Linked DNA regions of Homo sapiens: region 2 is linked to region 1. A link is an interaction called in ENCODE POLR2A ChIA-PET data of the cell type or tissue named here. Cell type or tissue: GM12878. All regions are shown on one strand. Each heading gives the region's core, and the rest is flanking DNA. Links, peaks and the distances in the headings are about the cores only.

The links. Peaks named below come from ENCODE experiments on the same cell type or tissue, not always from the same donor. Only the 100,000 strongest peaks of a DNase experiment are listed, where the experiment ranks them.
Region 2: POLR2A ChIA-PET joins it to region 1 with 5 read pairs; 2 of 35 experiments call an interaction of 5 or more read pairs at or near these places.

The regions. Positions count from the first base shown.
Region 1 is chr6:119,206,462-119,213,871 of GRCh38, reverse strand. The region is part of intron 6 of MAN1A1 (mannosidase alpha class 1A member 1); the gene reads left to right. Among named protein-coding and RNA genes, the nearest start is that of FAM184A, 130 kb to the right of the region's middle. In GM12878, for the core only: no CTCF peak of the experiment used is centred there; a DNase peak (open chromatin) is centred at 3,861; H3K27ac peaks cover 328 bases.
Region 2 is chr6:119,291,837-119,296,719 of GRCh38, reverse strand. The region is part of intron 4 of MAN1A1 (mannosidase alpha class 1A member 1); the gene reads left to right. Among named protein-coding and RNA genes, the nearest start is that of MAN1A1, 55 kb to the left of the region's middle. In GM12878, for the core only: no CTCF peak of the experiment used is centred there; no DNase peak of the experiment used is centred there.

The DNA.
Region 1 (7,410 bases), core at 2,507-5,006:
GAAAGTATCAATACATGAAAATATTTTAACTCTTGAGTAATAAACCTTGTTTTCTATTTCATAGAAAATATAATGGATTACCGTGATATGTTAGAAATGGATTTGTCGCTGCCTTATTACAAATGCAGCAGTTATAAAATGGCATCTATTATGTAACTATCTTTTTGAGGGAGCGCTGGTGGTAGTAAAAGAAACAGAATTGTTTTTCTGCCTTTAGATCGGCATGAGAAGTTGAAACACAGAAGATGTCGCAAGGCAGCAAAGAGCTGATTATATGCAGATTGTCCTTTAACGCTGACTATATTTTATATAAAGGTGTTTCTAAGGACCAAAACAGGGTACACATTGACTTCGTTGTAGTAGTTTATGTTCTGTTGAAAAGATTATCTATCTTTATTGCTGAGTTTTCCTCATTTTTTATTCTTTATTGTCCTTTTTATTCTTTTGTCTTTTTCTTTAATCTTTATGTTTTTAAAATTTTAGATGCCAAAGTGTTTCATAACACAGCATCCAACAACCTCCAAACCATAAGTTGTAGGCAGAAGGAAGGAAAATGAGAATGAAGTAGTTTGGTAGCTTTATTCTTCAGCATCTGTTTGAGAGTAATCTCTGAATCTGTTTGTTTTTATCACAAGCTATGCGCACATTTTTATTTGTGCATTACTTCTTTCATAAAAAAAACCAAAAGTAAGAAAAGCTACCATTTTAAATTATAAGATGGTTTAATTAACTGTCTGGTTTCTTTTGGTTGGGTAGATGCATTTAATTTGAAGAGAAATATCTAAACTTACCTCATGCAGCTTAAAAATTACACCCTAATTATTGATCCTGATTACCTAGACATCATCTGTTTTCCTAAACTCGCTTCATATTAATTCATCATTTGGGAATTTGAATACCATTTTCTCCCGGTGGGTTCCTTAATAGCATCCATTTTACTGATCCTGCCTTAAAACAGTTGATTACCCACTCTGAAGTGTAGTGATAAAGAATGTATTAGGCATCAAGGAATGAATCCGTTCCATTTAATCCTAAGTAGTTTAATATCCGGAAAAGACCTACAGTAAGGATCTGCTGAAATGGGTAATAAGATATCAGTGTGTTTCATATACCAGTCAGATGAAGTTCAGTTTATTTTATAGAAGTTTAATTAGACCCTCTTGATCTTGGCTAAGTAATGCCCAGAGGAGGAACAGAAATGGTTTTCCAAAAACTGTTTTTCCTCTACTCAGCTGCCAGAACAAAATTTAATTGAGTTGCAATTGAGACCCCAATCCTCCAGCATTTCAGGGTAGGATATCTTGGTCATCAAAAATAACCTGAGCATATTTCCTAGGGTGTTTGGTGTTTGGATGGCACGGTAACGGGCATAGAGTAAGCACTCAGTAAATTATGCCTGACTGACTGGCTCAGTCTTAAGTTGCTGAGTTTGGCAAGATGCATCCCCGAAGTGCTTACTTTTTAACCTGTTGAACAGAATCACTTAATATTGGCCTTTATGCCTCAGAATTTCTGCCAAAAACTACCATTACTTTTGGTATAATTGATAGTAAACTGTTCTTTCCAATAGTAATTGCTCTGGTAATTCAGCTGGGCCCTGAGACTAATGGTGCCAGACTTGTAGCTTTCATGGGCAAGGTAAAAATTTTCCTAATTATTGAGAGATTGGCCTTAGGTTACCAATGTTTTTATTTCATTTAAAAAGTATACCAAAAAAAAAAAACCTACTATTGGCCGGGCACAGTGGCTCACACCTGTAATCCCAGCACTTTGGGAGGCTGAGGCGAGCAGATCATGAGGTTGGGAGATCGAGACCATCCTGGCTAACATGGTGAAACCCCGTCTCTGCTAAAAATACAAAAAATTAGCCAGGCATGGTGGTGGGCACCTGTATCCCAGCTACTCAGGAGGCTGAGGCAGGAGAATTGCTTGAACCTGGGAGGTGGAGGTTGCAGTGAGCCGTGATCGCACCACTGCACTCCAGCCTGGGTGACAGAGCGAGACTCCATCTCAAAAAAAAAAAAAAATTCCTACTATTATTTCATTTAAAAAAAAAAGATAAGCTTAACATCACAAAAGTAGGAAGGACAGAGATTCAGAATAAAAGACAATCATTTAAATTGAATAAAATTTAAGCCTTCATAAGAAGTTACCACCCTGTTGTTATTTTCCTCATTTCACCTTTTCTTGACTCTTAGAAGTCACTTCAGACCATTGCAAATTTGTGATGGTAAATCATGGGATCAGCCTGGAAGAGGAAGTTTTCCTTAAATTGGCTATAAGAGGGGCATGTATGTGGTGACACTAAATATGGGATTAGATTATCTAGATGTAAGTTTAGGGTGGGAGCCAATGACACAACCTCTTTGTTTTTGCTTTTCGGTTTTATTAAATTAAGCATGTATTGAGCACTGCTGTTTTCTTGGCACTGCTGTAGACTTTGGGATAAAACATGTGCGTGATGCACAGATATCTGTTGCTGATGATCTTAGAAACTAGGAGAAGCAAGTAATACTGGCCACACTGGCTACAGTAAGAGACCATAGGACAGAATTTGGAGAGTTACTAAAAGCCTGAAGTCTGTACTGATTTCATGTGTCTTAAGCCATAGATGATCCACAGACCCATAGAATGAAAGACAGAGATGGAAAACATAGCCAAATTTCACTATGGTGTTAGTGTCTTAAGTACTGTCTTGAAATGAAAATATGTGTTTAACTCTTACAGTGATGGGACAGTTGTATCTAAAATCAAAGTAAGGGGAAATTTTAAGAGATGTTTGGCAAACTAACTTCATATATTATTATTATTTCCGAAGATGGAATATACTATGCTTCTATTCCAACTTGAAGCTTATTAGAAAAATATCTTGATATAAATGATTGTGTGTAGATTTCTCCTCCCCAGTTTTAAAAAGACTCAATATGATGATTTACAACAGGTGGATGTGCAATATCCCAAGGGCTATGGAGGCTACCATATGAGGTGGGATATCATTGGCCCACACTGGAAAGAGAAATAGCTCTGTAAGTAGTGGATGTTTATGTCTCTAATACACATTCCCAAGTCCTTCCTCATTATCAGTTTAGATAATTAAACTGACATCTTCCAGCTGGCATCTTTGTAGACATTTTTGTCTGAACATAAGTTAGCTTTAAAAAGAAATGATTCATAAACATGACAGGAATGAAAAAAAAAGAAACTAGACACCACTGAATTGTTTATAGTGGCAAAAACATAAAAATAAATTAGCTTCAGTGTCCAGTGCTGCAGTGAGTTTAAATAAATCGGAATATATCCTTGGAAAATTTTTTTAAATAATGTATCTGTTTAGTCAGATAGTATGCACTCAACAGCAATAATGATGTATGTTGATTGGCATGGAAAATGTTTGTGAAAAATGCAGTATATATTTAAAGCAGCATGTAGGACTGATTTTTTTTTAAGTGGTGTATATGCATGCCCATCTAAATACACCAAACTGCTTTTTCATCAGTTCTGCTCGCCTTTTTGGTGGTGTTCTCTGAAGCTATTGATAGAATATCCCAACTTGCCCAGTAACTGGACAGAAACTGCACTCGACTTATCTGCAATTTGTTGATAGAAGTTAGCAAGGAGATCTTACCCAAAAGATAGATGGGAACGAGAAATGTGGCATCTTTGAACCTCTCAGGAGCAGGTTATTTGTGGAATCAGAGAGTGCCTCTCGCCATCTTTGTCTTCATAACCCCCGTCTTCCCGCACAGCCCAAGGTAGTCAGATGTAAGAACAGCAGTACTGCGAGTCAAGAGTAAACTAAATTGTTACATCTTCGGTTTCAGCTCTGTCTAAAACAACTACCCGTGATGAGATGGAGCAAGATATGACTAATTTTAAACATTATTTTGGCCCTTAGTTAAAAAGTTGTGTGGAGATTTACCCTGCTGCTGTTTGAAAGCAGGAAGCTGGGGTTTATGGGTTAATTCAGTAAATAGCTGCCCTCTATTAGCCACCTTTCCCCAGAGAGATAGTCATTGGGAAATAGTCCTCCACAGTCAGTTTCTGCAAGCTGCAATAGAATCGTGGCTAGTCTTAGAATGCCAGTCCCCTGGAATTGTTATTCCAGGTCTTAGTGAGGTCCTAAGAGTGTAAATTTGAAAGATCAGCACTGTGCAAACCTTTTCAGGAAGGACGCGTTTGTAAGTGAAGCTCAAATTGCTTTATCTAAAAATCAATTCACTTTGAGAATACAGCTAAATGACGCAATCGTTGATGAAATTTCTGATTATTCTTTCCCAATCTGTGCTAAAATCCAAAAGGAATAATGTTGGATTATCTGCTCTTTTGAATTAAATATCCCTGTTTGCCATTCTGTTTGCATACATGACTGAACCTTTGCAATAATTGTATGGGATGTGAGGGAGTATTTTTCTTCCAAAAATTGATAACTGTATAACCCCAAGGAGTCAGCTATATTCTGGACTATGAACTTGAATGAAGTTTGTTTACAGCTCAGAAATTATTCAAACCAGAATTCTCAAGAAAATTATTTTTGGTTCATTTCCCATTTTGCATAAAATAGCAAGCAGTGAGGAAGAATAAATCGAAAGTCATAGCTAATCAAGACTTTATAACTATTTAATGCTTTGTTTATATATTCATCTGGCAATTTTTAGAATTGCTTCAGTTCTATAAATTATCTGGTACATTTGATGATAATAGGTAGCCAAATATATTTGTTAATGATCCAAATTGTATCGGGACAGTCACTGTAACCTATACCTTTTTTTTTTTTTTTTTTTGAGACGGGGTCTTACTCTATCACCCTGGCTAGAGTGCAGTGGCAATCAGCTCACTGCAACCTCCACCTCCCAGGCTCAAGTGATCCTCCTGCCTCCACTTCCCAGGTAGCTGGGACTACAGGTGCACACCACCATGCCCAGCTAATTTTTGTATTTTTTGTAGAGATGGGGTCTCACCATGTTGCCCAGGCTGGTCTCGAACTCCTGAACCCAAGTGGGCTGGCTGCCTCAGCTTCCGAAAGTGCTGGGATTACTGGAATGATGCATCACACACAGCAACCTGTACCTTGAGTTACCTTAATTTAAGATTATTTTGAAAGAATACACCATCAATCCAGAGCAATCCTCCAACTAGTTGAATCATTACGGGCTCTAGGAAAAGAGTTAGCATCTCTCCCATAGGATTCAGATATGAATAGACTAGCACCATTAGTACTGTGGTTCCTTCCTCCAGCCCTATTAACCATTCCCAGAAGACAGGAGGAAAAGCACATAAAGCCCATTGCTATCAGAGCTCTGAGGTCTGTAAATAATTATGCCTTCTTGTTTTTGAGTAAAGTAGGATGAAATGTATTACCACAGTTAATAAACTACATTCAAATTATAGCCTCCAAAGCAACAAAAGCATTCCACACTTTCAAAAGATCATAGTGACTCAATTCCTTTAAAGAGATGTTTCTAATTATAGTTGCCAAAATCTATTATTTTAGTTGTGATATATTTCTTTTTAAATATTTATTACCTTTATAGAATACTGAAAATTTAAAAATTGAAACATATACATTAAGTAATACTCCAATTTAAAATGGAAGAAGTAGGAATTGGAAGAAACAGAAATAAATAATTAGAGTGATGTAGAAGTTGGAAGTTCTGCTGCAGAATCCTTTGAACCAAACACTTGGCAGCTCCCCAGACCACATTTATTGCCTTTTTGTGTATATATTTCCACTGGCCAACTTGTCGTCTTGGCTTGAAATGTAGTCATTGTAACAAGATTGGTAATATTTAAATATCTTTTCCTTTCATGCCTGTCTTATGGAACTAATGGTTTCTGAACACAAATTATTATTTTATCTTTAAAATATTTTTCTAAATATTATTAGTTTTTATAAAATAGACCAGATAACACCATAGCTGTCTTTAAAATACTGTCATAATGGAACTGAAGTTAGAGACATTTTAAATCTCCCACTGCCATAGATAAAATTCGTTTTTGGCCCAGCCTCACCTTTGGTAACCGGGAATGCCCGAGACACTGTGACCCCCTCTCCACCAGACCAAGGGAGCTGAACTCTTACTCTGGCCTCATTTCCCTTTGTCACCAACCCCCCCATTTGAGTGTCAAATGCCCATGTCCATACATCATTCTAAACATTAAAGCCTTATAAACACATAGATTCCTCAGTAGATTTATAGAATTTAAAAGACAAAAATGACTTTAGAAATCATTCAGTTCATCTCCCTCAATCTGTGAGTGACCAAAGCTTACATGCTTGCTATGCAAGACAGGAGGCAGCCATTTCTCTGAGACACACAGACACATTTCAGCTGTGGCGGCATGTGGTAGATAGATGTGTGCCCCATGTCCTCATCTAATGTCTATAGTTGTGCCATCTCTAATTTCTTGAACCCCTTCCCTGACTTATAAAGAGCCAGTAGAACCGTTGATCTCATAAGTAATCTAACTGAAATACATTAATTCTGCAGACTGAATGAATGGTAACCAAAGATGTCCTTTCATATGAACATACTTTATATTCTAAATCCAGTTTTCTTTCTATTAGTATAACATTTCCTCTGCTAGTGATTTTAATGTTCTTGCTTCCGTGGTTGGGGGTTGGGGGGGTGGTGACAGAAAAGAGTACCATTTTCCTTCTGATATGAATGTGTACAAAGAGGAAGGAAGGATAAATTTAACCCTTTTTAAATTAAATGTTAAGAAATGTTTCTAAACGTATTGAATGCTTTTCCAGTATATCTCTGGATTTTTCTCGATTCACCACATTAATGGCAGAGAACAAATACATGGATACAAAGTAATTTGAGGTTTCATTTAGTACATATATATTGCTTAACTTTCTCATCTGAGTGTGCTACCACATGCTCTAATCCCCAAACTTAACCAGTCCCTGAAGATCTGGAAGGCGGGCTGGGCTTCCTCAACACTGTGTTCTCTTTCTTTTCCAGGATAAAGTCATCATCTCCTCTTACCCTGATATTGCCTTATGTCGCAGCTTTGTTTTTAATATTTCTCCAGACCACAGAAATTTGTAGTTTTGCTAAATAGGCTTATTGACGTTAGTCAGTGATGGAGTGATTGGAATAAAACAGTGATATGTCATGACAACTAGTTAATGACCAATTACCATGTGCATTTGCCATATGTTAGTAAACTTTGAAAGTAGCTATTCATCCTATTTGGATGATTGGAAATTCTTTTTTATAAGCCAACTATGAAAATAAAACCTGACTCACATTCCCAGAGCCTAATAAATTTAGGGCATTTTGTAAAATAAATGAATATATCATTTTCAGATCTCTGTGTCTTATTTCTCTTTACTTTTTCTTAGATGTACTGTATATCAGTGTTTTGGAGGAAACTCTAGGTTTTGCTGTAGAAAGGAGCAGG
Region 2 (4,883 bases), core at 2,374-4,873, 83 kb before region 1:
TTTCTTTAATGTTAAGATCCAGATTGTTTGCATACCCAGTTGGAATGCCCTCCTACTTTTCAAGAAAGTAAGTTGTAGGGTTCCCTGTCAGGAGGATATATGTTGACTTCAAGAAGCAACTTTGGATCTTCTCAAATGCATGACTGAGTACTGGCTTAGGTCCAGAGTTCCATGCCATAGAGTATGAAAGAAGTTACTTTTGCCTTAGTGTTGCTCCTGAGAAAGGTCTGTTTTAGAGCCACATTACATCCTGATGGGCGCAGATAACTAAGTTAATTATCCTGTTAAATGAAGTTATTGAGTGTGTTCCATCTGAATGCTAGGGAATACCTACCAAGAGTGATGATTTGGGTTTTGGTTTTCAGAGGATACTGTGCTGTTCTCTCTGATGGTAATTAGGACTGCTGCTTGAGAGCCTCTGGACCTGCATGGTAAAACCAGTCTATTAACATAGAGAAGAGAGGTATTTGCATATCTTTGTGGCCCACAGAACTTGGACTTTGTTAGCAGTCTTAAGAGATTTGTCACGTTGCTTAAATAGGAAACCAAAGGCTGCCAGGACACACTGTGACAGACTGACTTACACTGTGAAATATTGCAATTTAATCGTTTAAAGGAGTTGTATACTTTTAATCCTCAAAGTGTTAATCCAGCACACACTTTGAAGTATCATTTATAAATAAAGGTGTATGCTAAGCCTAAACATAGGCAAGGCTTATTGGTAGTTACCAGTCTTTAATCAATGGTTTTGAAAAGTCTCATGTTGCTTCTAACAAAGCCATTGATTAAAGTATCGTTATCATGTGTTAGTAATGGAGCAGTTGTTATTTACATTGGATTTTGGTGAAACAGTTAATATTAAACAGAAATATTGCATTGGTATGTAGTGGGCAGTTATTAAAGCTTGCTTGATTCTCATGTATGATAATAGTCCCGTACCCCAGGCTCATAATTCACTAAGTAGAAAGCTGATACAGAGTTTGGAGGAATAGCTAGCAAAAGAGTAGTCTCTGATTGTAGAGATCGGAGAATTGTCCTTTTAAAAACAAAAACTATTACACTTTTAGTTCACTCTGAAAATCAAACACTCAGAATAGAATTTAAATATGTCTGATAAGTTCTTTTCCAAGAAATATTTTTCCATTTAATGCAATCAATCAGATCTGTCATGCTGTATGGAATCATAAGATAATAAGGAGAATTCTAATATAAGTGTGACTCTAAATAAACATCATAAGGCTTGAAGATCCAAAGAAACAATTTATTATCTGTTCCTCGAGCTTGCATCTCGATATAGCTCCTCAAGCAAAAGGAAACTGGCTGAATCTGCTCCAAAACTAAAATTTGTTATTTTCATTGTCAAGCCTGTTATTTCACTTAGTGAAATCTATTAAAATACGTCATCGTATAGCTAATTTTGGTGAATAAGTTGCCTATAAAAATATCAAATTTCAGAGTTGTTTAAAGTGCTGTCTTGTCTAGTGTGAAGAGGTTGGTCTTTCAGGTACTCATTTGGAAACAGATTTTGACGTGTTCATTTTCTCTGTTGCCTAGATGGGGTTAGATACTTCCTGTCCATGATCTCATGGTATGTTGGTTTAGAAAAAGCCTTTCTTTGCAGAGAGATGGAGCATGATGTTAGGATTGAAGGAGGGAAGCATACAAAATAATTTATATATTAGACTCTCTTTTTCATGTTAGCAGTCTTTGTCACTTTATCTCGTAAATTTACATACATGTATAGTAAATGAGTAGACAAAAACATATGGAAAAGGGATAGATCTAAGGTGGAAGTTATCAATCTCAAACACCCAAGACAATAATAGAGATTAGTACTGAGGCATAATTTTTTCATGATTTGTAATACTCATCTCTTGATTTTAGGTGTAAATTTAGGCATACCATGTATTTTATTCAATTTATATGAATTCAATTTAGATGAATCTGGTTCAGTGTGTTCTTTGATTAAGTGGTCATTGCTATAAGTAAATCAAAATGAAAGAACAATTTCTCCAATTCTGATTTTTTTATTGGTTGGTCTTAACCAAAAACTTCCAATCTCCTCTTGCTTATCAGTTGACATTAACTAATAGGTACATGGAATTTAAATAAAAGACGGGATGTACTTCTTAAACTGCCACTGATGTAAGACTGTGTACTAGAAGCCACTGAATACATGGGGCATACTGGAATGCAATCCTAAAGATTTAAAAGGGAAGTTACTTTTATTTTAAAACAAACTCAGATAGGTAGACTGCAAAATTCACATTAATTGTTAGGATAAATCTCACAAGATTTAGTGTTACAGGCTGCTTTGTCTGCCTACTGTCTTCCCCCTGCTGCAAATACCCCCTCTGTCATTAGGGTAAGTCGGTAGAAAACTTTTAGAACATTATGACTATTAATAAGAATGTATTCATTTAAATTTATTATTTAATGGAAATTAGAATCAGAAGTTTATAAAAATGGCCTGAGACCCTCATTTGTAGAAATTCACTTTTGAAAATCCAGATTTCATACAAAATATATCAAGCCCCAAAGGAAGTTGGTCAACTTCTATATTTCAAAAGAGGATTTTTAAGCCCTTGAGAAATAAGACCTCATATGGGCCAAAGAAGATGAGTATTTATGATTCTAAAGTTTCTGATTTTCCAGTGACCCTGGGAAGGTAGGTTTTAGTTCGTTTAGGCTGAGCTGCACAGTGGTAGTGGCAACAGCTGTCTATTGAGTGTCTGATGAGTGCGTTACCAGCTATTGTGTACATTGCTTTACATCATGGAGGAATTCATTGTCCCTTTCTACGTATGACAAAACCAAGACTCAGAATAAATTAGTTATCTGGGACCTCAAACTCAGATGGCTTCCAAATCAGCCTTCAATCCCAGGTCTTTCTGATTTCTGCAGGATAGCCAACCAATTTGGTGTGGTGGGAGAATTTTTATCTTCTTAGTCCTTTTCATCTACGAATCTATAAAGAGTTAACTAAAGGGTCTAAATTTCAATCTTTTGGCCTAAAAACATAATACAACCTAGAATACTGAAAGAGACCTCAAATTAAGGTTTCTAAATTATTTAAACTTAACTTTGAAAAGGAGAGAGAAAGAATTATATGTTGGAAATTCGAATGTGGTTCTGGTTTTCAAACAGAGAAGATGGTGACTTGAGAACTAGTGATGGTGGTGGTGTGATGTTCCAGAGCAAGATTTATTAAAGACAAGGACATAGCAGTCACTGGTATCCTTCATGGATTAACTAACAAACCAGATTTGCTTCTTAAACAGGCTCACTGGACAGACTATTAGATCCATGAAATCCAAAGCCATAGCAAGTGACCTTGAGTATGGCACCTTGCAGGGTCATTTCTCAATATCGTACAGTACAAGATAAATAGAATTTAGGTTTTAGAATATGTAATTGGATCAATAACTGGTTGAATAACTGCATCCAACAGTTGATTGATGTCTAGCTGAAGATATATTTCTGGCAGTGTTTGACATGACTCAGACCTTCACCTTGGAATAATTTTTATCGGATGTCTACATAAAGGTCTTGATTATCCAAAATTTTCACGGCAGGAAGAGAAAATGCATTATGTCAAGAACCTATAGCCAGAATAAGAATATAAGATCATCTTAACAGTCTTCAATAGGCAGAAATGTGGGAAACTGTTACCAGGTTTAAAAACTGAAAAACACAAGTACTAATTGAGAGGAATATGATTTGAGGGTTTAAGTTTATTAGATTTTATTATTAGATATTATTACTCTTAAACATAGGAAACGTAGTCACGTGAACCAAACTAAATACATGGGTTAGCTTCGCTTTTCCTTATCAGTAATTTTGTAGAATATTAAAGCCTTTGCCAATATTTATGTAAAATTCATTCAGAGTGATAGACCTCAAAGTTAAATTACACCTATATATAGTACTTTTAATCAGATTATATCAGGTGCACATTACAAATTATAAAATACAGTTAAACACACCAGTCTTATTTTGTGATGTTTTTGCCTAACTTTGACTTAGTAATTCTGTCTCCTAACTTGTTTTCATAATTGTCCTTTTATAGGAATTTTTTTGAATTTTTTTAACTTAAGCAATTACTTGACTTTAATTGTTAGATTCTTAAACCTTTTTACAGAGAGCATGTAAGGATAAAATTAATACATACCTCCTTTTTTTTCTGGAAATATTTTATCCCACTAAAATGTAGACTCAAGTGAGCTTGAGGACCTTATCAGTCCTTATTGCCATTTCCCTATCACCTAGGACAGGGTCTGGCACATAGTAGTTGCTTAATAAATGCTTGTTAAAGGAAATAATATCCCATGATTTTGACTAAGTTTATTTGCCAGATATTGACTCCATATATTATAAATTGCTGTGAGTCCCATGATTATTAGTGAATGGTTTGATGTTAGGCAAAAGTGCAGTAGGCCCAATGAACATGAAAAGAAGCTAACTAAAGCTTGAAATGTGCTTTATAATCTAAATAGTAGGTTAGCTATTCTAACTTACCTAGTAACAGAATGTAAGACAGATCTATTTACTAATCAAGTATAAAATATTAGCAGTAATTACTAATTATATGACCATGAATAAAGAGACTTGGTGCATTATCCTGTGAGGTATATAGAAGTCAGAATAGCAGAGCCCTGAATCAGGAGCCACAGTACTCAAGTTCAAATCCTGCTTCTACCAATTATTAGTTGTCTGAACTTCAAAAAGTCACATTAACCACTATAAGTCTCAGCTTCAACATTTTAAAATGGATATAAGAATAGTAATTAATTCATAAGGTCATTGTGAGGACTAAAAGAGTCTATATAAAGACATTAGCACAGGACCTGGCACGTTGTAAATAATAAAAGCAAGCTATTATT